Regions from separate parts of the Mus musculus genome. Here regions 2, 3, 4, 5, 6 and 7 are each linked to region 1. The links are chromatin loops, found by intact Hi-C in ENCODE. Cell type or tissue: heart. All regions are shown on one strand. Links, peaks and the distances in the headings refer to the core of each region. The heading gives the core; the rest is flanking DNA. Region 1 has its middle 23 kb from the start of Gm35087. Region 2 holds the start of Puf60 (poly-U binding splicing factor 60). Region 3 overlaps Iqank1 (IQ motif and ankyrin repeat containing 1). Region 4 overlaps Rhpn1 (rhophilin, Rho GTPase binding protein 1). Region 5 holds the start of Nrbp2 (nuclear receptor binding protein 2). Region 6 has its middle 21 kb from the start of Mafa. Region 7 overlaps Zfp623 (zinc finger protein 623).

Evidence for each region. A loop is a pair of places that touch in the nucleus more often than their neighbours do. Peaks named below come from ENCODE experiments on the same cell type or tissue, not always from the same donor. Only the 100,000 strongest peaks of a DNase experiment are listed, where the experiment ranks them.
Region 2: it touches region 1 in a loop (6-fold over the local background); 30 of 42 quality-filtered maps call a loop at or near these places.
Region 3: it touches region 1 in a loop (8-fold over the local background); 2 of 42 quality-filtered maps call a loop at or near these places.
Region 4: a loop joins it to region 1, with 4 times the contacts of the local background. A loop is called at or near these places in 3 of 42 quality-filtered maps.
Region 5: a loop joins it to region 1, with 4 times the contacts of the local background. A loop is called at or near these places in 30 of 42 quality-filtered maps.
Region 6: it touches region 1 in a loop (2.9-fold over the local background); 3 of 42 quality-filtered maps call a loop at or near these places.
Region 7: a loop joins it to region 1, with 2.8 times the contacts of the local background. A loop is called at or near these places in 13 of 42 quality-filtered maps.

The regions. Positions count from the first base shown.
Region 1 is chr15:76,153,561-76,157,910 of GRCm38, reverse strand. No RefSeq gene overlaps it. Among named protein-coding and RNA genes, the nearest start is that of Gm35087, 23 kb to the right of the region's middle. In heart, for the core only: a CTCF peak has its summit at 1,780 (motif pointing right); a DNase peak (open chromatin) is centred at 1,790; H3K27ac peaks cover 1,029 bases; H3K27me3 peaks cover 705 bases.
Region 2 is chr15:76,080,568-76,084,917 of GRCm38, reverse strand. It overlaps Puf60 (poly-U binding splicing factor 60), which reads left to right and starts at 3,972. Exons shown (of 12, transcript NM_028364.2): 1 at 3,972-4,068. The coding sequence starts at 4,045. It overlaps Gm48952 (a long non-coding RNA gene), which reads right to left and starts at 2,392. Exons shown (of 2, transcript XR_003951572.1): 1 at 2,279-2,392; 2 at 1-1,292. In heart, for the core only: a CTCF peak has its summit at 2,320 (motif pointing left); DNase peaks (open chromatin) are centred at 3,967 and 4,287; H3K4me3 peaks cover 1,678 bases; H3K27ac peaks cover 3,004 bases.
Region 3 is chr15:76,013,055-76,017,404 of GRCm38, reverse strand. It overlaps Iqank1 (IQ motif and ankyrin repeat containing 1), which reads right to left. Exons shown (of 14, transcript NM_001370920.1): 3 at 2,416-2,502. It also overlaps a transcript of Fam83h not described here. Among named protein-coding and RNA genes, the nearest start is that of Iqank1, 5.4 kb to the right of the region's middle. In heart, for the core only: a CTCF peak has its summit at 2,088 (motif pointing right); DNase peaks (open chromatin) are centred at 2,074 and 4,024; H3K27me3 peaks cover 2,006 bases.
Region 4 is chr15:75,713,264-75,717,613 of GRCm38, reverse strand. Rhpn1 (rhophilin, Rho GTPase binding protein 1) reads right to left here. Exons shown (of 15, transcript NM_001163465.1): 13 at 4,249-4,350; 14 at 4,003-4,164; 15 at 3,195-3,562. The coding sequence ends at 3,389. Among named protein-coding and RNA genes, the nearest start is that of Rhpn1, 11 kb to the right of the region's middle. In heart, for the core only: a CTCF peak has its summit at 2,557 (motif pointing left); no DNase peak of the experiment used is centred there; H3K27me3 peaks cover 3,040 bases.
Region 5 is chr15:76,091,191-76,095,540 of GRCm38, reverse strand. Nrbp2 (nuclear receptor binding protein 2) reads left to right here and starts at 3,851. Exons shown (of 18, transcript NM_001358359.1): 1 at 3,851-4,170. The coding sequence starts at 4,048. It overlaps Gm41349 (a long non-coding RNA gene), which reads right to left. Exons shown (of 4, transcript XR_003951571.1): 2 at 3,495-4,207; 3 at 1-112. In heart, for the core only: CTCF peaks have their summits at 2,616 (motif pointing right) and 4,127; a DNase peak (open chromatin) is centred at 3,810; H3K4me3 peaks cover 861 bases; H3K27ac peaks cover 796 bases; H3K27me3 peaks cover 2,906 bases.
Region 6 is chr15:75,725,310-75,729,659 of GRCm38, reverse strand. No RefSeq gene overlaps it. Among named protein-coding and RNA genes, the nearest start is that of Mafa, 21 kb to the left of the region's middle. In heart, for the core only: a CTCF peak has its summit at 1,891 (motif pointing left); a DNase peak (open chromatin) is centred at 1,899; H3K4me3 peaks cover 836 bases; H3K27me3 peaks cover 2,817 bases.
Region 7 is chr15:75,942,593-75,946,942 of GRCm38, reverse strand. All of the region lies in intron 1 of Zfp623 (zinc finger protein 623), which reads right to left. Among named protein-coding and RNA genes, the nearest start is that of Zfp623, 3.8 kb to the right of the region's middle. In heart, for the core only: a CTCF peak has its summit at 2,431 (motif pointing left); no DNase peak of the experiment used is centred there.

The DNA of each region.
Region 1 (4,350 bases), core at 276-4,275:
CTGGCTGGCCATCCCACAGCAATGGAAGCTTATCCACAGTCAGCTGCATTTGTAGGCTCCAGGCAGATGGCGTAAAGAACAGCACACCTCGCCGGGCGTGGTAGTGCACGCCTTTAATCCCAGCACTCGGGAGGCAGAGGCAGGCGGATTTCTGAGTTCGAGGCCAGCCTGTCTACAGAGTGAGTTCCAGGACAGCCAGGGTTACACAGAGAAACCCTGTCTCAAAAAAATGAACAGCACACCTCGATAGGAATGGGAGGTATCCGGCTATCCACTCCAGAAGGTTCTGAGGTAGAAGAACCTCTTATCTCCAGCCCCACTCTGTCTCCCTGTCTGACACAGCAGGGTGTCCTGAGGGTCCCCAACTCCTGGGATAAAAGGGACCCAACGTGACTGAGAGAACACCAAATTTAAGATGCGTCTTATTTAAGATAGAGCCTCATTGGAGTGTGAGCCAATTGCTAGATGTTTTGTTTTAAGACAGGGTCTACCTCGCTGTATAGCTCTGGTGTCCTGGAACTCACTATGTAGACTAGGCTGACTTCAAACTCATAGAGATCTGCCTGCCTCTGCATCTGGAGTGTTGGGATGAAAGGTGTGTACGACGTTCAGCCAGTGGCTCGTCTCCGTGGACATCTCCTCAAAGGACAGGGTTTCTTGTTCTTATTCACTCAGAATAAAAGCTTTATCATGTGGAAAAGCACCTGCAAGATGGGACTTGAACATTCCTCAGCCCAGCCTCTTAAATCTATGCATTACAAAGTCAATTGCTCATCTGCAGGAGCTCTTGGAAGTCAACCATCATCTGTAAACTGACATACGGGGCATGGGGGTGGGTGAATCTTTTATCTGTATTTTTTTTTCCTTCTTTCTCTCTGAGAAGGTCTTAGTACACACAAGCTAGCCTTGACCTCATCGTGTAGCCCAAGCTGGCCTTGAACTTGACCCTCCTACTTCAACTCTCTACATGCTGGGGTTACAGGCATTTGTCACTTATATAACCCTGTATAACCCTTCCCTAATGGGGCCTCTAGGTACCCAAATGCTGGGACAGGGACATTTCTGTCTATGAGAACGTAACAGATTGGGAACACCAAGCACACAGTGGACGATTCCCACGCCCCCATCAGAGCCCTGCTTGCTGAATTCACCAGCCTTGATTCTCACACATTCCAGAGCCTGTTAGGAGGAAAGTCTGAATCCTCCAAATGACAAGAGTCAGCAAGATATCCAGGAGGGTGGTGCAGTATCAAGAGAGGGCATTTGCTGTAGGACTGGATGGGGCCACCGTTTAAAGGACTATTAGCCACAGAAGGTCAGAGAAGAATAGATGGGAGTCATTAAGGACCTTAGGCTCGTCTTCCCTTCCCTGGGTTCCTCTTTCAGGTTTGGTCAAAAGATGTTGGGCCCTGGGGCCCTGGGCGACACTGGATGGCCAGGCTGCTGGCTGGGCCCCTGTCTTCACCCTCACATCTCACCAGTTGAGGCCCTGCCTGGCCCTCCTTGAGGACAGGGGTTGCAAGAGACAGATCGGGATATATGCTAAAAGCACTTCAAATTTCTCCCCTGGCCTGACCTTTCTTCTGTCTTGGAGGCCAGCTCAGAGCTGCTCCAGCAAGGACCCCTGGGCTGAGGAGCCGCAGAGCTGCAGAGTCTCAGAGTCGCGGAGTCGCAGAGCCACCTCTGAGATGCACTGTTGTGTCACTGACTTCTCCCTTAGTTGTTTCATGACTTCATGTGTGTATTTTAACAAAGCAGCCAGGCGCTGTTATGAGACGCGTCCAGCAGAGGGTAGCAAAGGCTCTTGTTCCAACAAACTCAAGGGCTCCTGGCTCATGCGTGTTGCCAACAGAAGAAAGAGGGTATTGTGTTGGATCTGAGAGGAGCCACCTCAGCTCTTGCAGGACCAAAGGCCTGGGCAGCCTGACATCATCTCAAACAACCCGTGCCCTTGACACTTGAACACACAGCTGACCAGGGTCTCTGGAGAGACGTCGCTGTCTGGGGACAGCAAACAGCCAGTGAGTGCATCCTGGAACAGACTCTCCTCACACACAAGATTCCATATCGCCAAACACCGTGACCCCAGGCAGAAAAGCTTTAGGAAACTCATTGAATAGGAGTTCTTCTAACTGATAACTTCTCTCTCTTTTTTAAGACAGGGTCTCACTATGGAGAGGAGATGGGCCTCGAACTCACCTACCTCTGCCTCTTGAGTGCTGAGATTAAAGGCTTGTGCCACCATGCCCCTCCCCACCACTACAGACACTCTCTCTTAAAATATTTTTAGATGGATTTGCGTTTCGTGTGTGTGAGTATTTTGCCTGCATGTATGTCTTGTGTATCATGTGTGTTCTGGTATTTGTGGAAGCCAGAGGAGTCCCCTAGAATTGGAGTTACAGATGGGGTGAGCCTCCATATGGATGCCAAGAATCAAGCCTAGGTCTTCTGGAACAGTAAGCCAGTGCTCTTAATCCTGGAGTATTTATTAAAAATAGATCCCGGTTACTGCATATAATATATAAAGGAAAAGAATGTGCATTTTGTTTTATTCAAGTCTCTTTGGGCATGAGGAGGAAGATTGTATGACCAACTGGTCAAAGGAGATGAACAATAGCCCTGGAAACATAGTGGGTGCCTTATAGCCTCAGCCAGTGAACCTACAGGCCTGATTTGCATGTGACCACAAGATTGAGCAGGAAGTAGGAAAACATTGGGAAGAGAAGTCAGCCTACAGTGTAGATGACACTCAAAGCAGGTTTGGTGCCATGATGTTCCAAGATCCTCTCCCACATGACCCCTTAGGGTTGCAACCCGGCCTCTAAAGGATCTGACATTTCCCTATGCCAGCAGGCTCTAACCCTGCTAATGCTGCGACCCTTTAGTGCACTTCCTAATGTTTTGGTGACCCCCCACCCATAAGGTTATCTCACTGCTACTTTATAATGGTGATTTTGCTACTGTTATGACTCCTGATGCCAACACTTGCATCTGCTGATGGTCTTAGGCAACGTCTGTGGAAGGGTTGTTCACCACCGAAGAGGTCACGGCCCCCCATGGGTTGATAGCCTGTGCCTTCTGACATCATCTTCGGAGAATATCTCAAATGAGAGAATGTGTCTAAATCCAAAAGAAAAAAAAAGGAAAGAAAGAAAGAGAGAGAGAGAGAAGGAAAGGAAAGGAAAGGAAAGGAAAGGAAAGGAAAGGAAAGGAAAGGAAAGGAAAGGAAAGGAAAGGAAAGGAAAGGAAAGGAAAGGAAAGGAAAAAAGAGAAGCTTGAACATGAATTGTAAAACTCTAAGGGCGATGCCTCAGAGCTCCCAGCCCCAGCCCCTGACCTGCTCAGCCAAGCACTCCTTTGTTGCCCTCTGGCTATGCAAAGCTATCGCAACAGTGTATCCATTGTTTTTGGAAGGAAACTCGAGGCTTTTTTCCACATGGTCTTAAAAATATTTTATTGATCTGTGGAACTATACAAATAAAATGTCTGTATGGAAATTCTACTAAGATGTGTACTGGGTGGTGCATACATCCCCTAACATTTCAGTGCAAGAGAGCTTGAAGGTCCTCAGTGGCTGGTGCCTGCTTTCAGAGGGTTAATAACTCTGAAGACACCCAAACAAACAAACACACTAACAAACTAACAAACAAACCTGTTAGATGGGGAGAGTGCTTTTCACTTGGCAGAGATAGAGTGGTATTTAGCGACATCGGTACCACATGACGTAAGCAGAACCATCATCCACGCATGCCTCATTCATCCTACTTGGGGTTATACCTCACACGACCAAGACCCTTGTGGTAGTTTGAATAGATATGACCCCCATAGACTTATGTGTTTGAATTCATGGCCCATAGGGAGTGGCACTATTAGGAGATATAGCCTTCTTGGAGGGAGTGTGTCACAGTGGGGGTGGGCTTTGAGGTCTCCTATGCTCAAGCTCTGCCCAGTGTGGAATACAGTCTCCTTCTCTGCCTTTGGATCGAGATATAGAATTCTGGCTCCTCCAGCACCATGTCTGCCTGCACACTGCCATGCTTCCCACCATGATGATAATGGACTAAACCTCTGAAACTAAGCCAGCCCCAATTCAATGTTTTCCTTTATAAGAGTTGCCTTGGTCATGGTGTCTCTTCACAGCAATAAAGCCCTAATTGAGACAACCCTTTCCCTGGCATGAGGTGTAGGGTGGTCACTGGGACTGTGCACTGATGCCCCTGTGTCTCCAGTCACACAACAGAGGGAAGCACTGCCTTGTCCTCTTCTGGTCCACTAGGCTGTGTCACCAGTAATAGCCAGTGAGGTAATGGTATTTAGTGCCAGAGAGTGCTAAGCACTCTTACCCCACCA
Region 2 (4,350 bases), core at 351-4,350, 73 kb after region 1:
GAGTCCTGAAAAAGTAGGCTCTAACAGATGTGCTGGCCTTACTTTGTCCCAGGCTGGCCTTGAACTCAGAGATCTGCTTGTCTCAGTCTCCTAGGATTAAAGGCTACCTTACCTGGACCTAAGCTTTCCATGGTCACTATGCCTCAACTTGCATGTCAGGGTCCAGTCGGAAGCCTGTATTTTCCAGCCTCAAGATCTGGATCACAGGTGTACCCTCCTTTTCTGGATTGGAGTTCATTCCAAGCTGACAACCAGGAATAGTCATCACAGCCAGAAACTCACTACATAGACCAGGCTTGCTTCACTTTCACATGATGCTGGAATTAAAGGCATGTGCCACCGTGCCCCCACAAGCGCGCTTTTAGTCCTGTTTACTGGTTTTTCCATGGTGCCCCCACATGGCAGTCTGTAGGGCTAATCACCTGCCCACTCTCTGCCCCAGCATCACCCCACTTTGATGGGCATCGGTGATGAGTATTACAGTTCCATCAGCGTAGGTTTTAGCAGAGGACAACGTGTCCTACACTATATTTTCCGTATTGCACAATTTTTTGTTTTCTCTGAAGTTAATAATTTTCCTTTTTAGTTCTTTTAAATGGGGTGTGTGTGTGTGTGTGTGTGTGTGTGTGTGTGTGTGTGGTGGTGGTTGTGGTGTGTGCCATAGCTTACAAGGAGGTCATACAGCAACCTGTACCTGTAGGAGTTAGTTTTTTTTTTTTTCTTCCCACCATTTGGGCTCAAGGGGTTGAACTCAGATTATCAGGCTTGGTGGCAAGTCCCCCTTAACTGCTGAGCCACTCCCCAGCTCTGCTCCTTACTTTCTGTTTGCCATTAATTCATCTGTGGGCTCCTCTCAATATTTAGGACCAAGCCCAACTGACTACCCTTCTCTTGCTGGATCTCCACTGAGTGAGCCTGCTGCCTCTTCCTGTGTTGTGGTTCAGTCCTCAGTGTGGGCTGCCCTGCACCAGGATCTGTCCGCATGCCTCTCTCTCCTCTCCGGGACCCATGCATTCCTCTTCACTTACCCCCACTTGAAGCTTCCCAGAGAAGAATGGATGAGAAATTATGGAATCTTTGCCTGTTTATCCTTATTCGAATCTTAGACGTGTGAAACTGTGAGAAGTTTGTTTAGCTGAAAGCATTCTCTCCTCAGGACTTAAGGGTGTCATGTTACATTCTTCTAGTTCCAGGAATTGCCATGCTTCGGAATTCTGACCTTTTGTGTAAGAGCTCTTCTGTTTCTCCTCATTCTTTCTTTGCCTAGTGTTTTGGAAATTATCAGTGACCTGCTACAGTAAAAAAAAAAAAAAAAGAAAAAGATGACATTTTCTTGAATTGTTCATTGATTTCTCTCCTGTCTCCTAGATAAATTATTGAGATGTTGAATTTGTATTTTCTATTGTTTTACATTTGTTTACCAGGTGGTTATGGGTAAGCACGGGCAGGAGCTAGCTGCTCTGAGAGGGCTCAAGGGCAGAGTGAAGACTTTTTTCTTTTCTTTTTTTAATTTAATTTTGTTTTGCTTTCAATCACAGTTTCCTCTTCCACCCCTCCCAGCTCCCCCTCCCCCATCACACCCACTCTCCTGTTTTCCTTTAGATAAGAGCAGGCCGCCCAGGGATCTCAGCCCAACACAGCATAACAAGATGTGACAAACCCTCATATCAGGGCTGGATGAGGCAACCCAGGAGGTGAAAAGGGGTCCCAAGAGCGGGCAAAAGAGTCAGAGACACCCCCATTCCCATGGTTAGGAGTCCCATAAAACACCAAGCTAACAACCATAATATTTATGCAGAGGAGCTAGCATAGGCCCTGTGAGGCCAGCTTAGCTGATTCTGTGGTTACAAATCTCCAATTTTAGGCTCCGTTTGGCTGTGGGTCTCCGCATCTGTTCCATCAGCTGCTGGCAGGGGTACATAGAATCACACTGGAGGCAGAGACAGGTGGATCTGAAAGTTTAAGGCCAACCTGATCTTTTTTTTTTTTTTTTTTTTTTTTTTTTTCTGAGACAGGATCTCCCTATATAGTCATGACTATCTTGGAATTTGCTTGGAACTCAGTGGAAAGGTAGACCAGCAGGGCCTCCAACTCACAGAGATCCACCTTGCCCATGCTTGGAACAGGCACTCAGAAGCAGTGCTTGTTAAAAACCATTGACTCTTCACTTTTGACTCACAAGATACCTAAAGCAGCCAAATACTGTCATCATGCAGTCTGATCTCTGGCTAGTTCTAGAGAAGACAGATTCAACATTTCAGAGTTTTTATCAGCTTACCAAAGATTTTTCTGAAAAGCAAGGTCCATCACTATCAGAGGGTGGTGCCTGGGGTTCCCCCTGGTGGTGGTGGTGAGACCCAGCCCACTCAACATCCTGTGTGTGTGTGTGTGTGTGTGTGTGTGTGTGTGTGTGTATTTTCAGAGTCTCTAGTGGGCCCATCTAATTCTAATTCTTGAAGAATATTGGCCAATGTGATTATCGCTTGTTTTCTTGAAACTTTCAACTTTATGGGTTTTCTGTTTTGTGTTTTGAGACAGGATCTCTCTATGTAGTCTTGGCAGTTGCTTGGAACTACTTGGAAAGGTAGACCAGGTTGGCTTCCAATTCACAGAGCTTCTCCTTGCCCCTGCCTCTGGAGTGCTGGGATCACAGGTATATGCCACCACACATAGCTCAACTTTATTTTTCAACTTATCGAATCGCTCATTTGCAGATTTTGTTTTGTTTTTTTTTGGGGGGGGGGTGTTTTTCCAGACAAGAGTTTCTCTGTGTAGCCCTGGCTGTCCTGAACTATGTAGACCAGGCTGGCCTCGAACTCAGAAATCTGCCTCTGCCTCCCAAGTGCTGGGATTAAAGGAGTGCACCACCAACACCTGGCCGTTTTAATTTTTCTCTTTTTTAAATGGGGAAATCTAAGTTCATGATCTTTATTTTCTTGTTTGGGGGATGCAACATCTTTAGGTATCTTCCATTTCCTTTGTTGTCTTGGTTTCTTTTCATGCTCTTCTGCTTGGTGATTCTGGCTGGCCACTTTTGCTTAAGAGTGAGATGCTAAGCTGGGTCTCAGCGCTTCGTTCCCAGGAGGAGCTAATCTCCAGGCACTGTTGGCAGAGCCAGAACGACTAGTAACCTGTATTAGGGATAGAAGTCTGGAGGCACCTACTTTTTTTTTTTTTTTTTTTAAACTATCTGCACATTTTCGGAGAATTCAAGACACAAGCATCACACACCAGCCTGCTAAGGCCCTCCCCTGGCTCCCCAGCATTCCACTTCTCTGCCCACTTAGGTTTGCTTTCAGTAGAGCTTTTTCCTGTTTAAAGGGGGTACCGAGGGGGAGGAAAATATTCTGCCATGTTTTGCTAAAGATCTCTATATTAAAGTCTGAAAACCCGAGGGGTGGAAAACGAGAATGGCTATCCGGTGGAGTTTGAAGGTGCCTGAGCTTACAGATGTGGTTGGTGCCTTGCAGGCAGCCTTACGGCCACAAAGCCCAGATGAACTACATATTTACACATAGCTCAGGACTTGGGGACTAACGTACACATTTATGCCCACAGGACAATAACCACAGGACAGGCTGGGGAGCCATCTTTTGGGGGCCATCTTCGTGTCAACGGCTATTTTCTCACTAGGAAAGAGACCATATTTCAAAATGAATGAGGATTCCTGACTTTAGATGGACAATGCAAAGGACGATGCATCAGTCTTTTTGTCTTCTGTCTCCGCAGTCTACGAGCTTTCAGCGAGTGGACTCAACTAAAATAGGGTGGTAGGAAAAGAGGCAGACGGAACTGACTCAAAAATGTCGACCCCCCCCCCCCCCGACCAGGGGAGGGCTCTCCGGGTCGCCACTCCAAAACCCCGGCCCGCCCCGTCCTCCTCCGGTACATTAACGGCCTGCTCCGCCCCGGAAATGCGTTTCGGTCTCCGCTCTCGTAGCTATGCCGTACGTCGCGAGATTTCCGCGTCCGACGCCCAGATCGCGCGAGACTGCGGAGGGAGCTGATGCTTGTGGCGCGCGCGGCGGCCGCGACGGACGCAAGATGGCGACGGCGACTATAGCTCTCGTAAGTGAGTCCCTCGCGGCCAGGGGGCGGCCCTCAGCTCGGAGGAGTGAGTCGTCGGCTGGGACAGGGTGCGGAGGGGACCCTGGGTGCGCAGCGGCCCGACCCGGACCTCGTACGGACTTTACCGTGGTCCCCGGCACGCGGGGCGGAGGCGGAGCGGGAGCGCGCGGCTGCGGCCACGGCTGGGGCTCGACTGCAGCTTCCGGCTCGAGGACTCCAGTTTCCGGCAGCTGGGCGGGGTGGGCCGGCCGCGGAGCTGCCCTGCTGGATCCCCGCGGGGCG
Region 3 (4,350 bases), core at 172-4,171, 140 kb after region 1:
CAGCTCAACACAGTCCTTGAACATCTGGACTGGGGCTCTTGAGTCCACAGGTCTGGGGCATACACAGACGCCCTGAGTTAGGAGAGAGATTGTCATATCTGCATCTCCATTCACCAACCCTGACCCAACCCAGGCCTAGCTAGACATGGTGTCACACCGTCTTCTGCTGTTCATCCGTGCCTCCGGGCGGGAGTGAATGGTGGTAAGGCGGGTCAGACATGGTGTATACACCTTGACCCAGATGAACTGCCATCAACCTCCGCTAGGCCTGAAGTTCCTGAGGCATGGCAGGGAGACACGGCCCCCTTTAGGAGCACTTGGCCATCCACTGCTCTGGGAGTGTGGAAGTGTGTCCTAAGTGGGTGCTAGTGGAAGGCGGCCTCCTGGGAAATACTGAGAGGAATCACCCTGGAAACAAGGATGGGAGGGGAGGTCTGAGGAAAGGTGGGGAACAGGTTTGTGGGGACAGTGGCATGTGGAGTGACATCCCTAGAGAGGATCTAGAATCTGGGGACACCTGATAACCATCCCATGAACCCCAGACAGGAGGCTGTGAACAGAGTGGCCGTGGTGGAGAGGACTGGATCCCAGCATTCGTCCTTCTAAGATTGACCTGGACCAGACTTCCCCTGCCGAACACACCTTTCTTCCCAGGCCATCAGTTCTGGCTGACGGCCCAGAGGGTAATCAGAAAGCCATAGTGATCAGGGCTGAGCAGCAAAAAAAAAAAAAAAAAAAAAAAAAAAAAAAAAAAGGCTGGAAAATGGTATGTTCTCAGTGTCTCTTGGAGTAGTCCTGGGATAGCAACAGGTTGGGATAGCAGCCAGCTGTCCGTTCTGCATAGAAGATAGAGTCGGCATCTTCCCACCACTCCTAAGCCCGGGAGCCTGGGCTGCAGGTGGAGCCCACCCTTGCTCCCCACCATTGCCCAGCTCTGAGCCAGCACCAGATGCTGTGAAAGGGCCATCATTAGCCTGAACTGAGTGGAGGTCTCTTCTAGAAAACCCCAAATAGGGGCTGGAGAGATGGCTCAGCGGTTAAGAGCACTGTCTGCTCTTCCAGAGGTCATGAGTTCAATTCCCAGCAACTATGTGGTGGCTCACAACCATCTGTAACGGGATCTGATGTCCTCTTCTGGTGTGTCAGCAACAGAGGATGCTCATATATGTTAAATAAATAAGGCTTTTAAAAAAAGGGTGGAAAACCCCAAATGCACTCCTGGCACCCCAGCAGTAATATTCCTGAGGCTACCCTGCCCAGCCACTGAAGGTCTTCCCAGTATATGCAAGAACAAGGGACAACAGAGGTGGTGTGCATGCAGTGTGGGCAACAAGCACTAGCCCTTCTGAGGGATCCTGGCTCCTCCCATCTGGCATCTCCTCTGCTCTGAGTCTCCATTGGAGACTGCATCCCCACACATCCGTCTCTGATGAGACTCCGGACTGTCTGGCCCTGAGCTATGCAGAACCCAGGTCAATGAATTAGGCATACACAACTACACTAGAACAACCTACAGACCTCACATGCATCCTGTCCTCGGGATAAGGCTGGGTCTCCTGATCCCAGCACCCGAGGAGGGGAAGGGCGGAGGTTCGCCAGGAGACATGGGTGTTCGCAAGCAACACGGGTGCAGCATTTTCCGAGAGTTGCACAGACAGCTTTGGAGGGAGAGGCAGAGGGCAAGGCAAGGCAGAGTGGCCAACGAGAATAGGCGTCGGAAGCTTAAGTAGACCCAGAAACCAGGCAGGGAAAGTATGGAACACCAGGGCCAGCTGAAGTGGGTCCAGACACCAGTCACTGGGAACATTGTGGATGGAGGGATGAGCCTGGAGGAGCTTGGCTAGATGTGTTGGGGTCAAGGCACCCAGAGAGTAGTTAGAAGGGCAGCTGAAGATGGGGTTGGGGGCCCCGGCACTGAGGTCTTAACCTAATTGCGTCTTGGAAACACAGAGCTGGGACCCGAGGCAGGAAGGGAGCAGGCTGGCCGGACCTGGGCCCTCCTGTCCTTAAGCACTGGAGCCCAGGAAGCAGGCACAGACAGGACTCTGGACTTCATGGTGGGACTCCCCAGCCACAGCTGTGGCTGGATCATTTTACTACCGCCAGAGGGCGACAGGCTCAGGGCCGGAGATTCAGTGAGACCTTTGGGAGGCAGACTGGAGCCAGGGGCTAGCAAGACATGGGGGGGTGGGGGGCGGATTTTCTGCCTGTTTCTGGCCTGCTGCATAGACTATACGGGCACGCACACATGTATACATGTAGGCGTGCATGCTTTTGCATGTTTGTGCGTACACACGTGTGCATATGTACACTCATGCATACCATGCATATCTGGGCCCAGGGCGGTCCCCTTCCTGCCAGTCCCACAACCATCACCGCCCCCCCCCAGCAAATGTAGGACACCCAGGTTCTCACCTGCAGGGGCCTGGGGGTTCTCAGAGAAGGACCCTTTGCTTGGATGACTTGCCTTCCTTTGCAGCTGGCGACTCTCTCTCGGCTTCCCTGAAGGAAAGGTAGCAGAGGTGTAAGGATGTGAGTTCTTCCTTAGCCCTGCAACTTCAGATGGCATTTATGGGGTATGAGCTAGGCTTGTTCCCAGGCTATTAGGGAAGGACTCACGAGGCCAGCACATGCAGCAATTTTAATGAGCCTCGTCTTCCAACAGCAAATACACCTTTAACCTGCTACTATCAAGAACCAACCTGTATCTGGAACCAAAAACCCCAGGCCTGGGCATGTGGAAGCCCCTAAAAAGCATGCCTCTCGTAGTCCTACCTGCTGTCTCCCACCCAAACAATGCCCCTGCCACTTCCCAAGCCCTTCAGCAAAGCCTTTCTCCTACTCTTCTCCAGACACCTGTCTGGAGCTCTCAGTCAGCTCCTGGGGTTTCTGGGCAGGGGCAGGGTGGATAGTGTGTGTGTGTGTGTGTGTGTGTGTGTGTGTGTGTGCTGGGCAGGGCTGGGCCAGGCAAACCAGTCTGGCCAGTGAAGCAGAGTTGGCTGGGATGAGGCTCTGGGCGTGGGTGTGAGTCAGCGGGCTGGGGCTGGGGAGCAACTGGGGAGGATGTCACCTGGAGCGACTCCTCGAAACAGGAGGCCTGGGAAGGAAGCCTCAGATGAGAGTTGGTCTTGGACCCTCAGCTCCACCCCTGGGACTAACAGGTGGGCCACGTGAGGGTCCCTTAGGCCTTGCTTTAATTTAAAGGGGGTGCTGGACTCCCAATCATGGCAGTAGTCAGGTCCCACACCCCATCCCAGGAGCCAAGCTAGACTCTTCTTTATCTAGACTTTTGAAGGCTCAGTGTCTTCACCAGCCCACGGTGTGGCCCAAGTGCTTCATGCTGGGCCTAGGGTGGGCCTTCATCTCTGGCAAACTCCTGTCTGGCAGGGTTCGTCCGGGTAGGCCTGGGGCTCCAGTGGTCAGCTGGGTTGGGATGACCTATGGCCAGTGAGGGTCTGGGCAGTTAGGGCTGGCTGGTGCATTTGGGATGCAGCTCTTGGCTCTGTGGCCAGTTTGAGTTTCCCGCGACCAGAGACTGAGGGTGGGGTAAAGGGGGGGGGCTTGGTGACACCCAGGCAGGACCAGGCAAGTCCTCAAGCAGCAGTTTAGCTACTGAGAGCCGCCCCCAGTTTCTCAGTCTCCCTCCCAGTCTGGCCAGTGAAGTCTGTGGCCTGTAAAGTCTCGCACCCTGTGTCAGCGTGTTAGTCAGCCTCCTCGGCTAGGGTGAGCCACTGTGCCGCCAAAGTCTCTATAAACTCTCTGGTGTGGCCCAGTGCCACAGAGTGGGACCTGTGGGGCCTATAGGCAGAGCCAGGGCCCTGGGCTCTGCTACCGGGGTGCGGAGATCAGCCAAGGGGTAGCACAGCCACTTGGGACAGCGGGGAGCAGAGGGCTGAACCTGGCTGAGAGCAAGCAACCTCTTGTGGCCTCTGGGATGTCCTCTGAGCTCCCTAACCAGGCCAGTTGATGAGCCAGGCCCCTGGGGAGCAGACATCTGGAGAAAGAGGCACTGGATTCAGGGCCATGTCTGGGAAACGAGGGCGAGCTCGAAAGCCCCGAGGCAAGAGGGTGGGCAGGGCCCAGCGGGCAGCTGGGCAGCAGGGCCCTGAGGCTGAGCCCCCGCCCCCCAACACAGGGGGCCCTCAGGACCAGGTGGGGGTGGCCCCGACAGAGCACGTGACCAGCACTCAGCCGGCTCCTCAGGGACACTCCAGGGCCACCAGGCCAGAGCAGCTACAGGCAGCCTGGAGGCCAGTTCAGGACATTGCTTTGGGATCCGAGCTGGTGCTGGCCCCTGAGCACATGGAGGGCTGTGGAGCTGGGGCCCCCATGCCAGCCCTGGGCCCTGAA
Region 4 (4,350 bases), core at 159-4,158, 440 kb after region 1:
CATCTTTTCTTGAGTCAGAGCAGAGCCCTTGCTGGGCCTGTCTAGTGTCCTCTGCTCTTGGAACAGGGCCAAGAACATTTCTACTCCCGAGGGAGCCAGGGTCCTGGGCCCCCATTGTCTAGAGAGTTTTGTTGCCCTGCCCACCAGAGTTGTGGGTTCTGTGCTCTTGGTAAAGAGCCGTGGCAGGCCACGGTGTGATGGCTGTTCTCTGGCAGTGGCTTTCCGAAAGCCGATAGGCTTTCTAGCCAGGCTAGTGTGATCTGGACTGATCTAGCTCCTCCAAGGCCAGCCGCAGGTCTTCACCCTCTTTCTTATTTTGGGAAACGGAGGCACAGGCAACTAAACCGCTGTAACTCTGTGCCTTGTTCTGGCTTGGCCATCTTTTTTCTCCCCCGCCTGGGCTATAGTTCTGAGTAGCTCACTCCTGCATCTGTCCTATATCAGTTGCCTCTCCCCACTTGAGCCAGTACCCAGCCAGAACCCCCCCACCCCCTACTGTGGGCTCCTGACTTAGGTGCCCCATCAGGCAGGACACATGTCTGGCTTGCATCTTCACCCCTCTTCCTTGGACAGCCCAACCGTGTAGTGTTAAATTTACTAAGGGATGACAGGAGTTCAGGGACCCACCTCCCCGGCCTGGGAGCTTTGGTGCACGGCTTTCTCCCATGTCTGCAGCTGAACTCACAAATCCCTGGCCAGTGGGAACAATGAACAAAATAAAATATTGATGGGCATGGGGGGTGCGAGTGGTAGGCGGAGGCTCTGGGCTGGGCCTCAGACCCAAAGCACACATGTGAAAGGAGGGGCCTAGAAGACGGTAGCCCTGAGGCCCCTGAGGTTGAGGCAGGTAGCAGGGTCCTTCCACCTGGCCATCTCTATTTGACTATCCATCACCAGCCCCCCACTCCACGTGCACCCCGCCCTCACTCCATCTCCACCCCCACTCTCTCTTCTGCGCCTCCCTCTCCCACATTAATCTCCGGGCCTCTCACTGCTGATTCAAGCAAAACAGAGTTTGCCTTTTCCCCTCTCGGCAGATTTTGTTGGCAAAGCAGAAAGGAATCACAGCATACGCACGTCTCAGCCTCCTGCCCAGGGAGCCACTCTGAAAATGAAGCACCCCTCCGTGGTGTGAGCTGACTTGGGTTGTATGTGTGGCCAGTGCGCACAGGCACCTCACTTCTACGAGCCTTGTGATCTCCCTGATGGTTCTGGACCCTGGCTCCTCATTGGCTGTGAGGAGACAGGCCGGTCCCTGTTCTTCCCTCTTGGGCAGCACATGTGTGACATATGTCACTTGTCCTCTGCAGGTACTCGGAGCCCTCACTAGCCAGTTGGCCCTATCCTTGTTCATGACCCCAGGGTTCACCTGTGATCCACAAGCCAGAGGCTGCAGTTTTGAGCAGGGGTGTGGCCAAGCAAAAGCAGCCCAAGGTGGGGACATCGACTCTAAAGGCTGAGAAGATGCCAGCTAGGTCAGAAGGTTTGGGGAACTGTGTGGGGTGGGATGGTAGGAAGAGATAAGCCAGGGTAAATGGGCCAGAACCAGGATTGCTCACATTCTCGGTGGGGTACCCATCAGCTGGTCCATTAGGGTAGCAGTGTGTGTGAAGATCAGGGCCAATACCCTCCAGCATGCCAGTGTGCGTTACATACACCCATTTTCTCGTCTAAAAAGTTCACACAGAGGGCTAGGTAGGGCTTCCCTGGTCACTCAGTCCTAGCCCAGATGGAATTCTAGACTCTACCTGGTCTTGGGAGCTTTCTCACCTTGACAGCTGGGCCTGAGTCAAGGACCTCTGTCCTCCTTCTGGGAGGAGTCTCCACAGCACAGGAAGGGCCTTAAGAGAGGTCCCTGAAATGGGGAAACTTTTGAGCCAGGTACTTGAGAGTTAAGGCAGAGAGCTCAGTTAGCAAGGGCCCAGGAGTGAAGGCGAAGGCGGCATGGAAAGATTAGTGGAGAGGGTACAGACAGGCCCTGGTAGCCTAGCCACTCACTGTGCAGGCGAGGGGCAGCTCCAGGCGTCATCTCAACAGATCACCCAAGATGTGCTTGTGTGTGTGTCCCACGCTTACTGTCCTCCACAAGGTCTGCCCCCCTGTCATTCCTGATTATCATGTAATGGCTTCCTTGACACACAGTTTTATTAATAAAATTTGCAAGTGTTGCGGAGCCTGAGCGGCCTTGTCCATTCTGCTGAGCTGGAGATTGTCCCGGGAGGGCAGGTGAGTGGATCCCCTGGGTGGGTGCCTCTCCTATTTCAGAAGAAAGCTGCGTCTTCAGGACTCACTCCACTCACCGGCTGGCCCTGGACGCGGATGTCTGGCCAGGGTGATGGGCGGCAGAGCCCTGGACTGTGTAGGCAGACCTGGAGCATGGACTTGGGTGCTCTCCCCTGGGAGCCCCTGGGCAGAGGCTTGAAAGGGCGTGGGTGGGTTGCTGACTATGGCCGCTTGCTTCTCTTTCCTGGGCCGTCCTCAGGTTCTCAGAATCCTGGGGGTTGGAAGAGCTGCAGCCTCCTCGGGCTGCATGAATGGGTGACAGCCGCCCCCTGGTGGTTGCAGAGAGCAAGTTCTCCATCTAATTTGTTTTGTTTTCTTTCTAGTTCGGGGACTGAGCCCAGGGTTTCTTGCATTCTCTACCACGGAGATACATACAGCCTTTCTGTTTCCATGCGGAACCTTCCAGGGCCTTTGAGGGAGAGCATCTTCATGGCTTCAGCCATGCATAGCTCAGGACTGCGTTTCATATGGTGTCCCCACCCTGTCCCTCTGAGTCCGGGTCCTGAGCCCATCCTTCTGGGGAACCTGTCAGGACCTGCGTGGGAGCAGGTAGAATGGGCAACAGGATGGTCTGGAAGCTGGGGAAGCATGAGGGGACTGGAGATAAAAATGTCTTTGCTGAGATCTTACACACGGAAGAGCTGACTAACCAGCAAGGGAGGCTGGTGACCAGAAGGGCTACTAGGAACCAGGCAGAATCAGGGTGGAGCCGTCAGGGTACATGCCCAGAGCAACTGGATGTGAGGATAGAGCCAGGCATCCGCAGAGTAGATGAGGCATGGCAGGGGCCAAGGGGCCTGCTGCTGGAGGACAGCCCCAGCTCTGCTGCCCTCTGCAGAGGGAAACTACATCTGGACTACACTGAGACATCTCTCTGGTGGGGTAAAGTGACCGAAGCTTCAGTACCCGACTCAGACTCACCTCATCTGACCAGCATTTTTAATAGACATCTCTAAGCAAGGTGGGGGCAGCCTGATAGTCCCCAAGAGTAGAGGACAGACCCCGCTAGGCACATCTGGCTAGTTGGAGCTGATTCCAGGGTGATGTACATAGGAGTATGGCCCCCACAGCCATCCTGAGCACACAGGGATACGGGGTGTCCAGCTCAGGGGCAGGTGACACAGTTCCTGTTGGTGCAGGGGTCAGGGTGGCTTCCAGTCTTGCCTTGTTTATTCTTGCGGCTCCAGCCAAGGATGGGCCAGGGGCGGGTACGTGTGGGCATCGGTGTCTCAAAACCACACTCTCTCTGGTTCCACAGCAGTGCTGCCCGTCGGGGTCCCTGCAGCCAGGACAGAGATGGATGTTGTCAGCCATCACTGCCTGCCCTATCTGTGGCCACCCTGAGAAAATATTAGAGCCTTCTAGGAGCCATAGGTGTGTTAGGGGCATGTTAGGGGCATTTGAAGTGGCCATGCGAGGCTCCTTGTTTGTTGCTTGCCACCCAAACCCGGGGTGGCCATGCTGGACAGATGTGACCTCTGGGATAGCCTGGTCTACTCTGGGGACAAAAACCCCACCAAGGTGGTCTGGGCGCTTCATCTGGAGTAGGACAGTAGCCACGCTATGGAGGCACCATCAGAGGTGACCACTGCCCAGAAAGCCACTCCTACTAAAGGCTACCTAGCTACTTTCCCTTTGAGGACCCGGGGGTGGGGTTGGGGACAACCAGGGCTGGGTAGGACTGAGGGTTGGGGAGCTTTTCCTAGGCCAAGCGCTTACTGTGCCACGTGGCTCAGGGCTGGGCAGCAATGACACGACCTGCAGGCTCACGCCTTCCTCGCCCATGCTCCTCAGCTGTGTCACCACCTCCAGGTGCTTCCACCACTTGCACGGCTGCCCGTTCACGGACACGATGTAGTCGCCCTCCTTCAGGCCAGCGGACTGCGGAGAATGTGGATCGGTGAGGTGGTGGCAGTATCTAGCGGTCCTCTAGGATTCCAGCACCCCGGGCTAGAGGGCCTTTACCTCAGCCTGACCCCCAGGGACGACAGCAGCGATGAGGACTGGAGAGTCTCCGCGCAGCGTGAACCCGAAGCTTCCCTCTCCTCGAGTCATGTGCACCGGCCC
Region 5 (4,350 bases), core at 260-4,259, 62 kb after region 1:
AGGGTCACAACTGCCTGTAACTGCCGACTTGCTTCTGGCCTCAATGGGCACTTCATGAACGCAGCACATACAACATGCGCAGCCAAAGCACTGCACATACAATAAGGTAAATCTAGGAAGAAAGAAAAGAAACAAAGGAAGAAAGGAGTTAAGACAGTCACATACAGACCGGTATTGTTCAAGGATGTTGAGAGGAGAACCTGTTCACATGTCAAGGGGAGAGCTTCAGGAGAGATCCTGACTCTGGGATCCTGGACTTCTATGAGAAAATTAATTCCTGCTTTTTAACTTACCATGCCTCCTGTGGTATCTGTTAGGATAGCTCAAATAACCCCCTCTGCTTTTGTTTTTGTTTTTTCCAAGAAAGCATTTCTCTGTGTAACCCTGGCTATCCTGGAACTTGCTCTGTAGACCAGGCTGGCCTTAAACTCGCAGACATCTGCCTTCCTCTGCCTCCCCAGTGCTGGGATAAAAGATATGGGGGGCCACCACCACCCATCAATAACTGCCTGGTAATAATTGCTCTCTTAAAGAGAAGGGAAATGTTACATTGTATCACAAGTTCATTGTTGTTTTAGACTTCCATCTATTTTTTTTAGCCAATATTGAAAAGCGAATAAGCCTTCCTGTGGCATCCAGTAAGACTTCTCAACAAGAGAAATAACTTGTATGTCCACATTAGTCTCCTCCTCCCCCCTCCTCCTTCTCCTCCGAAGGCAGCTGAATGGTTGTTGAGTCTCCTGCATTCTGAATGCTGTGACTACTGATAACCCACAAAGAGCTCAAAGCTCATCCACGGAGAGCAGTGCCCGCCACACAGCACACATGTATTTGTCTGTTCTGTTGTATTGACCAAGTGCAAATTGATCTTTTGGGCACATTGTTGAAATGAATAAAAACGCAATCCTCAAGTCATCCTCGGAGGCCGTTTGGTGGGTATGATGGAGTTCCATCACTTGAGGAGGGGCCTGGTACCCAAGGAGCGCTTGGCTGCAGGACCCATCACTTCCATTTAGCACTGCTGCTTCTATTTCCTAGTAGTGAGTAATGATTAAATAGATGTCAATTCTCCTGAAATCTCTTGAAACAGCTGATTTTTTTCTTTTCCCCCTCCGTTGGTCGCTTCCAAACACACACACTCCCTAGGAACCGCTTCCAAACTTAAGTTACAGAGAGGCTGTTTGGCCCTCATTGACTGTTGTCGGGAAGCAGTAGTTTCCTGCCACATGGGGTGAGCTCCCCAAAGGAGCTTGGAAGATCAATATTGGTTTCCTTGGAACGAGAACAGAAGCCACGGCCTTGTGCCCATCCCAAAGGGGCCAGCCTCTCACTACCGCTTTCCTCTGGTCTTTGAGGCAAGTTTCGAAAAAACACAATGCCGGGTGCTGCCCATGAGGCGAGGGGCCTTCTCTCTTCCTCCCTGGAATATCTGGCCTCAGGGAACATCTGTCTAAGCCTGGAAAGCCACCTGCCAGAGGGAAAGAAATGGTCAGGAATTCAGAAACCAGACATCGGCTGCCTACCCTTCAGCAGGGACAGCCTCGGAGAGACCCAGAAGGGACACCCAAGGATCCCTGGGAGAGCTACAAGAGGTAGGAGAAAGGAATTGAGTGCTAAAGCACAAGACAAGATGTCAAGGGAGCAGATGACCATTGAGACGGGGTGTGCCCAGAGGACATTAATAGTAAGCATCTGGCAGGATGGGAAGATGGACAGGAGTAGAGGCGGAGACAGGAGGGCAACTGGGTCTGGAGCAGTAGCTGAGGAAAGTGACCAAGAACACACCTCAGCCTCAGACTCCATGCCCAATGTTGGATTCCAGAGTCCTCTCTAGATCCAACAAGAGTTTGTCTCAAAATAAGGCCATTTCCCAGGTACTAGGGGTTAGAGTGCACATACCTGTTTGACATGGGACTGGCTATAGGGAAGAAAATGAATTGAGGTTTGGTTCCTATGCAGCTGCCTCGGGAGACTCTTTGGACCACCTACTAAGCCTTCATGCATCCTTCTCCCACGCATCCATCACACCATTGATGAGGGCGTGGCATGTGATGAACATTACCCTTGGCACCAAGAGCAGACACCCTGCCCTTATAGATCCACATTCCATCATGGACAGATGAAACAGACCAACACAGGCAGGTCCAGCGCCAAATGTCATGGGAAAGTCTCGTGAGGCTAGGGAGGAGACAGGGTGTGCAAGCATGGAGCCTAGGGATGTCTTGTCGGAGAGATGACACCTGAGTCAACACCTGAAGGACGTGGCCTCAACGGGTGACAGAAGATGCATTCTATGTATAAGTCACAGTCAGCACAAAGAGGGATGGATGGGCCTGTCAAGTGCAGCAAACAGTCAGGAGGGCAGGTTTGACCTCCACAAAGGCTGCTTAGAGAAACCAGCTGTAGCAAACGTCTTGTGGAATGGAACCTAGGGGACGTCTGTGTGAGCATCCAGTTACCCTGTCCCCTACAGTTCTTAGACAGCATGTGCTACTGCCAGCTGTGATCTGTGCGTGCCACTAGCCTTGGTGTTGTGCATTGTTTTTAAGGTTTATTTTATGTGTATGTGATAATGAGTGCCTACATGTATGTGCGTTTGGTACCCATCAAGACCAGAAGAGGGCAGCAGATCCCCTGGAAGTGGAGTAACAGGTAATTGTGAACTTGTGTGAGTGCTGGGAATTGAACTTGGGTCTTCTGCAAGAGCAGAAGTACTCTTAACCAACGAGCCCTCAATGTCACATTTTTAAAAAACGGGTTCTATCTGTAGTGCCTGCCCCCCCCCCAAGAGGCTCTGCTAACACTGTGGTACAAGGCTCTTCATCATTTGTGTTCTTAGTGCAGACTCTCCAGTGTGGCTAGGGTCCTAGTTAAACAGACACAAATAGGTAGATCCAAGGACATGGGAATTGTCTTCCAAGCATTGGCCCTGTTCTGACTTCTAGGGCCAGTAGAGGGTTAACCCCTCCTGATCTGCTAAACTAGCTAACCCTTCTCAGGATAGGTAGAAGTCCACAGCAAGCTGCAGCATTCTGAGCGGGCTATGACAGAAGTCAGGAGCAGAGTGGGGGGCAGAGCTGGTCAGGGGTCAGATGATGTTTAAATCAGAGGACAGCCAGGGTCTCTATATAGAAAGGGGAGGTGCCGGTGGGTAGAAGGGCAGAGGTAGGACTGAGGGCAGTTGAGGGGTGGATAGAGGTTTTCGGGGGGTGGGGGAGTCTGCTGGATGTGACAAGTGAGAAATGCTCCCTCTTCGTGGTTCCATTGCTTCAAGGGAGCCCATAGTGGAACGGAGAGCGTCACATTTGGGGAGAAAAGAGAAACTCGCCATTATGAAAAGTGGGTTTGCACGGAATTCTGGTCCAGGAAGAGACAGGCAGTCAGGATTTAAAGAGTATCCCATCAGTCTCTGCTGCGGTGCATCTTTAGTGATGCGTTCCTTGGCTACCTGAGGAGGGAACTGGTCCCATTTCTGAGACCATATGGTTTCTTACCACTGAAGTGCCTGCCCCCAGATGCCCTTGACCCTTGATGCCCCATTCAGACTCTCTACATCGGGCCGAGTTCAGGACACTTGTCATGGGAGCAGGATCGGGATGCGGTGCTGGAAGAACTGGCTTCAAGAGTTGGGCAAAAGTGGTTCCCGAAGAGGCCAGGCACAGTCTGCTGGGAGAACCACAGCTGCCTGGGAAACCTTGGAGAGGCCTCCGCAGGAATGGGTGGTGCCTTTGAGGGGCGCGTCTCTTTGAGGCGGAGCTTTGGGGGAAGCAGGAGTGGTCTGGGAGGACGAGGCGTGCCTGGGGCGGGGTTCTGCCGCCCTGGATCGAGCTACAGTCCAGCACCGGCCTGCAGAGGCGGCTCCGGAGGGGCGGGGCGGCTCCTCCCTCGGGTCCGCTGCGAGCCCGCGCCTCCCAATTCCCGGAGCCGAGGAGGGCTCGCGGCGGCCGCTCCGCTGGGCTCCAGGTTGGGCTGCTGGGCGCTGGGCCAGGGCGGGCGGGAGCGGGGCGAGGGCTTGCGCGGAGGGCGGCGGCCTGGGCTCGCCGAGCCATGGCGGCCCCGGAGCCGGCGCCGAGGAGAGGCCGGGAGCGCGAGCGGGAGGACGAGAGCGAGGACGAGAGCGACATCCTGGAGGAGAGCCCGTGTGGCCGCTGGCAGAAGCGGCGGGAGCAGGTGGGCACGGGTGCGGGTGACGCCGCCGTCCCGTAGCCTAAGGATAGAAGCCATGGGATCCGTGGGGCCGAGCCAGTATGAGGGTCTCCCCGGACGCCCTGGCCTCTGGAGGCCCTCGGATCCCTTTGGCCCCAAGCCCTGGTGAGAAACCCCCATTCCTTGAACACCGGTGTCATACTG
Region 6 (4,350 bases), core at 115-4,114, 430 kb after region 1:
CTGCAGAGGGATGTTTTTTAGGGAGAGGTAGGAGTTTCCTTCAGTGAGACCAAAGGTCTTTAGTTGTCGCCCAAAGCACCTAAGATTGGACAGGACCAAGCAGACTATGCTAAAGACAGAGAAGAAGGCCCCTCCCTACTCCCATAAATGGACCCAAGCTTTGCTGCCTGATAGAAAGAGACCCAGACAACCATAAAACCTCACACTGCTGAGAGCAGAGAAGAAACCGGAAGGTTCCAGCAGGGTAGAGTAGGGGCGGATACAAAGGGGTCAGAAAGGTAAAGTGTCTCATCAGGCATGCAACCCTTTTCATCCACCCCCACCCCCACGTATACCAGACTCAGGATTGCAGAATAGGGACCTCTGAGGTGTTCTGAGTCTCACAAAGCACATGTTGGAGGTCAGGGTACCGAGAAATGAGAGAGAACCAAGGAAGAGGCCGTCGCAAGCTCAGAGAGCTGAGTGAAGTAGCCACAGGAGAGTCGCTACACCATCCAGGTGATAGGCACACAGGAGAGAAAGCTCAGACAGGACATGATGACACAGTTGTGTGGGGTCAGTCCACATATAAGCAGGACCCAAGGCTGGAAGTGTTCAAGAGGAAGAGAGGGGAGGGGAGGATACAGGCATAAAGAGTGGGAGGGAGGGGATGAGAGAGAGACAGATAGAAATGAAGGAAGGGGGAGGGGGTTCAACTATGACTTGCTGGATGGTATGTAGACACCCAGTGTGACCAACTGGTCTGGTAACTAGAGCCAGAGGTGACTAGGAGCCCACAGGGGTAAGGGGATGGAGGCTTGTGTTCTGCAGTGGCGCGTACCCCATCCTGTACCCCCAGGGGGTACAGAGCCCATCAGGAAGCAACACACTGTTCTCTTGCAGCTCAGAGCCTCTACGGAAGGACAGGTGGCTTCCCACCAAGGGAGGTGCAGGCCTCAGGGATGGTGGTGCACCGTGGCTTTTGCCAGCCTGTTAAACAAGAACAAAAACCAAAACCACATTCCCCATCAAAGCCACACAGTGTTTCCAGCAGCTTTTTCTGTGGTGAAGCAGCCAAGGTGCTCTTCAGCAAGTGATGCATGAATGAACCACAGTCCGTTCAAACAACAGAAAATGACCCAGTACTGACAGACTCCTTACGCAAAAGACAAGAGCAGCAGATTAACTTTGCTGGCAGGAAAGGTTGGAGATAGCAGTGCTGCCTGGTCCCCGTCCCGCAGAGTCACAGACAGGGGCCAAGTCTAAGGTAGGTGGGTGTGGCTTTGGGATTGTGACCAGTCACCACAGGACTGAAAGCTAGAACCATTCTATCACTGCAATGCAAGCTGCGGCTGACAGGGCGTGCACACACAAACAACCCCCTCCAAGGGGACGTGGAAATCCTCAATCATTTGTCTACAATCTAAGACAGCTCAAGGAAATAACGCGATTAATTATGTGTATAAGAAGAAACTGCGAAGAGGCATTTGGGTCTGGCATGGCTCCCGCCTCTGTTGAAGGGAACACAGACGTGGGGATCTTCCTGTCCCCGGGGTCACAGGTAGAGAGGCAGGGCTTAAATAAGACCTTGAAGGGGCTGGGGGTGGAGCTGTGTTCGTGCCCGCCCCCTCCCGTCTGTCCCGATTTGCATCCCCCTCCCCTCTGCTCTCCTCCTCCCTTCCCCTTTCTCCTTCTTAAGTCTCCCCTCCCCTCTCTATTGCCAGGGCCAGTTCCCTGATGAGCTGATCAATGCTCATCACCATTCGTGGAGATTCTAACTCAAGTGTGGCATCTCAATCAACATTGCTGCCGTCCCAAGCTATCGACGAGAGGCTTGTGAACAAATGAGCCCTTTGACTAGCCCCTGGCCTCCATAGAGCTGTTACCTATCTGGGCTCTGTGCGCCTCCTAGTGGTTGTGTGGTGAAACACAGCCTAGAAAGCTTTGGGCAGAGTGAGGGAGTAGGCAACCAACCTGTAGGAGGCACAGCACAAGTCCACCCTGTGTGACCTCTGGTCTCTGACCATCTCCAGTCACACCCTACACAAGACACCTTCATAAGACCCCAGAATGGGGCAGTGCTGCATACTTTAATCACAATTCTTGGGGGCCAAGGCATGTGGTTCTTTGTGAGTTCAAGGCCAGCCTGGTCTCTAGCTAGTTTTAGGCCATTCAGAGATAAAAGGTGACAAACAAACAAACAAACAAACAAACAAGAAGCACCGCAAACAAAAGACACCAGAACATACCATTCCCAACCTGCGCAGAACACTCTCCCTGCCCCCATTCTCTAACTAGTATGTGCTAGAGTCCCACAGTCCCCCTGGCTGGCTCTGTGCTTGTCTCCCATGTGTTCCAGACTACCCTGCTGCCCACAGTGCCTGCCTCAGGACTTTCACATGTCCAGGTCCCTAGGCAGACACTTCATCATATCTGTAATCTCCTCTGCATCTGACCAAACCACTCCACCTAGCACGCACCCCAGCCTTGCAGCCCACACCCCAGCCTTGCAGCCGCACCCCAGCCTTGCAGCCCGCACCCCAGCCTTGCAGCCCGCACCCCAGCCTTGCAGCCCGCACCCCAGCCTTGCAGCCCGCACCCCAGCCTTGCAGCCCTCACCCCAGCCTTGCAGCCCGCACCCCAGCCTTGCAGCCTGCACCTCAGCTTTGCAGCCTGCACCCTAGCCTTGGGCTGTTCCAGAAGTCGGGGAGTCTTTTGCTGGCTGATAGTTATCTTCAAAACTTGGTACATAGTATGTCCACTGTTGACTGAATAAATGAAATAACCGGGTGAGAGGAGGGGCAGGAGAGCCTGGTGGTCACAGACCTGAGCTTGGAGTCGCCTGCAGAATGCTGACACCAGCTCTGGTCCTCCTGTCCTCATCAGAGCGTAGCTTCTCACCCGAGGAATGTCTGGAGCCATCTGTTGAGGCCATAGGTCAGGGTTGAGTCCTCCTGGGGGGCGCTGTGGAGGCAGCATGGTGGGATTTTGGCAGAGAGCAGAAAGGATTTCAGCCCTGCCTCGCTACCCCTTCTCTAATATGGCAGAACTCTGTGGCTCGTATGCAGGGGCAGAGATCAGAGGCCTCGTTCACCCTCCTCAACTCCTCATCCTCCTGGAAGAAAGGCTGGCACAGCTAAAAGATGAGGAGAATCCTTGGCTCCCTCAGATGCCTCTGGGCTCTGGGCATCAGTACTGCAGGGGCTGGGGCCCCTGGAACCTCTTCTGACACACTGCTTATCCACTCTGACTTCTGAACTAGCCTGTCATTGGGTGACTGCCTCCTCCATCCTATTAGTAGCCTGGACTAGGCATGGCAGGCACCTTGTGTGTGCATGGTCAACTGACTCTCTGACCCAACTTCTCTGTCTTGTGCTCTGCCTGGGTCAGTGACACCTGAGCTTTGAGGGTTCCACAGTGGGTCTGTGTATGCAGGGCTGATCCTGCTGCCAGCTCCACTCACTCCTTCCCCAGTTCGCAGCAGAGACTAGTAGGCCCAAGGTCAGTGGACTTCATATTGACAACGTCTCTCCACCCTAGGCTGTCGGAGGGAGGGAGGAGGCTGTTTGGCTCGATACGGCCCATCTTGTGAGACAATAAATTTGGCCATTGACCCAGCAAGCAGACGTCGATAAATGAACGGTTAATATAAACATTGTCCTTCCCAAATTAATCCAGGCTGTGGGGGGGGGCCTGGGAAAGTGGGAAACTGAAATATGGAAGGAGGTCGGAGGACAGGAGCATCGCTGGGAGTCTCTCAGCCTTCACACACCCCTGTGGGGAGGCAAATGCGCCTTTCTCCCTCAGTGAGTGTGCTCTGAGGCAGGCGTGTGCTCTCCTAAGGCAGAAACACAAAGGGAAATGGCAGAACCACCCCAGCCTAGGTGAATCTCCCTACTTCCTTCTTCCCCCCCATGTTACTTGAGATATGTTTAGCTGACAAAGGGTTCACTGCTATATAAATACATGTCTTGGAGTGTCTATGTTTTCTGAAGATCCTAGTGTGGAGAGTAGACCTATCCAACCTGTGCTGGTCACCCCCCTTTCTGAAGTAGGACTCAGATTCATGAAGAATCCTAGCATGCTCAGTGCCCTCAGGTAACTATGGCCCCTGTGTTTTCCATGGAGAAACCTTGTGGTGATTTGAATGAGAATGGCCTCCATAAGGCTCCTATAGTTGAACACTTGGTCCGCAGTTGGTGGGACTGTTTGGGAAGGATTAGGAGGTGTGGCCTTGTTGGAGGAGGTGTGTCACTGGGGACAGGTTTTGAGGTTTCAAAAGACTCATACCATTCCCATCATCTCTTTCTCTGCCTGCAACTTATGGATCAAGGTGCGACCCTCAGCTGCTCATGCCGCCAGGGCAGCTAA
Region 7 (4,350 bases), core at 166-4,165, 210 kb after region 1:
ATGGCCAACCTTAGGACAAATAGGCTGTGCTACACAGCACTCTTCTAACTTGTGTCCTGTGTGGGTGACAGAGGGATAGGGATATAGTCAGGACTCTACTTAAAAACCAAGACATGTAATTCCAAGATCACTCAAATAAACTCTATCACTCCGACTGCCCACCACCCTCATTCACATTCTGCATCGTGTGATCTTTATCTTGTCCCTACCCAGAATGCATCTCCCTTTAGGCTATTTGTAGCATTCAGGGCCTCAGTGCTAGCAGCATTTCTGACCTATAGTGACTGAGCCTGAAGCCAAGAACCCAGTTAGAATCTCCACACTTCTAACCTCTCCCTCTTTCAGTGGCCTTATAATCTGGTTCCCTCTGTGAAATCCCTTAATGATTGGAGTGATGCGGGCAGTTCCTGTCCTAGCCTCACTGGCACAATGTTCTCACTTTATATCTACTTAGCCCCCATAAATGGTTGGGCTCTATACCCAAAAGTTAGCCCACCTCAGATAAGAAATTAACAAAATCAAGCAAACACACACACACACAAAACCCCTACATTTGTACCAAACATGAACGTGTCCCTTTTTCGGGGAAGGGCCATTATTCCTTGAAAACAACATACTTACCTACTTGTCACAATGTATTAGGTGTGATAAGTAACGAGATGATTTAAAGGACAGAAAGCTGTAAGTAGATAGAGAGCATACAAACATTACACATTTTCTCCTTAAGGCAGGGTCTCACTCTGTGGCACTGGCTGGCTTAGAACACACAATATGGACCAAGCTGGTCTCAAACTCACGAAGATCCACCTACTTCTGCCTCCCCAGTGCTGAGATTAAAGGTGTGTGCCATCACTCTGGCAACTACAACATTCTGAGAAACTCAAGCATTCTTTGATTTCAGTACCTGCAGTGAGGAACTGGTATAGAATCCTTTCCTGCATGGACTGGTGAGATGACTCAGCGGTTAAGAGCACTGACTGCTTTTCCAAAGGTCCTGAGTTCAAATCCCAGCTCAAAACCATCTGTAAGGAGATCTGACACCCTCTTCTGGAGTGTCTGAAGACAGCTACAGTGTACTTACTAAATAAATAAATAAATAAATAAACAAACAAATCTTTAAAAAAAAAAAAAAGAATCCTTTCCTGCACCTTACCTGCCCTTTTCTTCCCATCACCTGTGTGAGACCAGCTCTGGCTAGATCCCACCTGTTTTGGATCTGTCTGAACTCTTGCTCTCTACACTGACAGCTCTGACACCCTAAGGGTGTGTCAGCCATGTTCTATACTCACCCAACTCTTCTTTTTAATCCATCACTAGAGCTCTAGAGACAGCTCAGAGGTTGAGGGTACTTGCTGTTCTCATAGAGGACCCAGGTTCCCAGCCCACAAACCGATGGGAGCTCACAACTGTCTGTGACTCCAGGGGATCTGATGCCACATTCTGACCTCTGTGGGCACCAGGACCACATGTGGTACACACACACACACACACAGACACACACGAACACACACAGACACACAGAGGTAAAACACTCATATGCATAAAATAAGCATTTAAAATATCTAATGTTTTTTCCTACCCCTTAACCCTTACTTCAGTGAGAGGAAAGGCAGGGAGACAGGAATGGCCACTTCCACCACTGACCTGCGTTCCCATCAGCCTTCCTCCCTCTGGTTTCAGGAATCAAGCTGTACTTAACCTGAAGAAGGTCCTCACCTCCACTTGCTCTAGGCCTTCTCCCATCCCATCTCATCAAGCCACCGCGCCCTCCCTCTTGAGATAAAAACCTCTCTGCTCCTCTAGCCTGCCATTCCAAGTCAGCACACAGTAATGCGAGTTCTTCCACTAACTGGGGAAAGCAAGCTGGAAGTGACACAGTAGGGAACAAGAGGCCTTTGACATCCTGTAGGTGGAGCATCAGCATCTCACTTTAAAAAACTAAATGGGGGGCTGGAGAGATGGGGCGGGTAAGAGCACTGACTGCTCTTCCAAAGGTCCTGAGTTCAAATCCCAGCAACCACACGGTGGCTCATAACCATCTGTAATGGGATCTGATGCCCTCTTCTGGTAAGTCTGAAGACAGCTACAGTGTACATAGATATAATAATAAATAAATCTTAAAAAAGAAAAACAAACAACTAAATGGTACACTTATCTAGTCTCAAGCACTCTGGGGAACGTCCCAATTTCCTATCTCAAAGAACATGAATACCAAGCTAACTTCCCAAGTTCTAGTTCCTCTCCAGTTACTGTCTCTCCTCTCCACAATGACACTCAATGGTCACTGAGTTTATCTTACATCTCCTCTCCTCTGTTACTTTTTTTTTAAAAAAAAGATATTATTTATTATGTATTATGTATTATTATGCGCTCTCTGACCTGTAGGCCAGGCCATTATCCTGCACCCTGCTCCTGTCTCAGAACCTCAATGCTCCCTCTACTGGTGTCTCTCAAGGCACCAGGGTGACAGTCTTCTAACCTGTCTTCACACTCTCCTCCTCCACGGCCTTTCTACAAAGCCAGCAGGCTGACCCTTTCAAAGCATAAATGAAATGGTGACTTTCTATTTTAAAACCTTCAAGGCTCTCCAATCCCCTCCTACCACCATTCTTCCCCAAGTATGTAGGTGAATTAGCAGGAACACTTGAGTCACTTACTAGACAGTTGTGGTGAATATGCTTGGCCAGGGAGTGGCACTATTAGGAGGTGTGTGTGGCCTTGTGGAGGAAGTGTGTCACCGTGGGGGTGGGCTTTAAGAGACCCTTGTTCTAGCTGCCTGGAAGATAGTACTCTTCTCCTATTTGCCTTTGGGACAAGACAGAAAACTCTCAGCTCCTGCATACCTGCCTAGATGCTCCCACCCTGATGATAATGGGCTGAACCTTTGAACCTGTAAGCCAGCCCCAGTTAAATATTGTCCCTTACAAAAGTTACCTTGGTCATGGTGTCTGTTCACAGTGTGAAACCCTAACCAAGACAACACTTGAGCTCAACCTTTCCCATCACCCCTTCTAAGAGCTGGCTGTTCTCAGGGGCCAGTGCTCTGCTCTGCTCCATGCAAGCCTGAAGCTTCAGAACCCCTAAAGCTACAGCAAGGCAGTGCTGCCAGCCCGTGGCACCAGAGTCTCACTGGCATTCAGTATAAGGAAGTTCAAGGCAACCCAGCCAGCCACAGGGTTTGGCAAGGACCTGCATACGCTCACGTTTTAGAAACCACCGATACCTTCTGACTTTTATTATTTTATGGAGTGCTAAGGATGGAACTCGGGATATTATGCATGCTAAGCAAGTGCTCTACCAGTGAGCTGCACCTCAGCCCCTTATATCAGACTTAGAATGACTACGCTACCTGGACACAAGCCTGCAGCTGTTTACAAGAAGAGCTTAGAATCATGTGTGCCTCTCGGTGACTCTTACAACTCGGCAGCTAGAGATGGCTGAGCAGTTAAAAGCACTGACTACTCTTCCAGAGCACCCGGGTTCAAGTTCCCCAGAACCCCATAGCCGCTCACAACTCTGTAACGCAAATTCTAGGGGATACAACGCCCTCTTCTGGCTTCTGAGGGTACCAGGTACACACATGATGGACAGACTAACAAGCAGGCAAAACACCCATGCTGCAAGATAGGATCACACAGTGAACACCAAGATACTGTTAGCTCAGCCCTTAGCACACACCTTTAATCCTTCTGGCTGGACTACAGACACACCCTTAGTTCACACTTTTAATCCCAAACAATGAAGGCAAAGATAGTTTGTACAAGGAAGCACCCATGTTTGGAAGTGATGTCTGATTGAGAGGCGGACAAGGTGACAAATCAAGAAAGATTTGACAGAACAGGATATACCAACTCTTACTAGAAGAGAAAAGAAAGGGAAGCCACTTAAGGGGCCCGCAGTCTAGAGAAAGAAGAGAGGCAGTTTTACAGACAGTTTGAGGAGAGAACGAGCCAGAAGATTAGAACAGAGTACCAGACTTAGTTGGAGGCCAAGCAGAGCAATTCAGAAGCCAGACTGAGTGAGTCAGCTGGGAGACAAGTTTGATACAGAACAGCTGAGTTAAACCAGCCAGAAGATTCCAGAAAGAACCAGAAGGGATGAGCTTATTCAGCAGCAAGTCTCAGGGGCTGAAAACAAGTTTAGGCCTAGATTAGATTGGACAGAGGCTAGAAGCTTCCAGGACTAGCAAGCTAGGAGATGGAGGCAGTAAACCTTAGAGACAACAATTCCATCAGGAGAATAAAAACCAACATTAGACACCCATACACATAAAGAAAAACAGGAGCAGGAAAGCTTGCATCTCTGCAGCCTTGGGAATAACCAGGCGGGCGGGCCTCGACATGGTGTCCC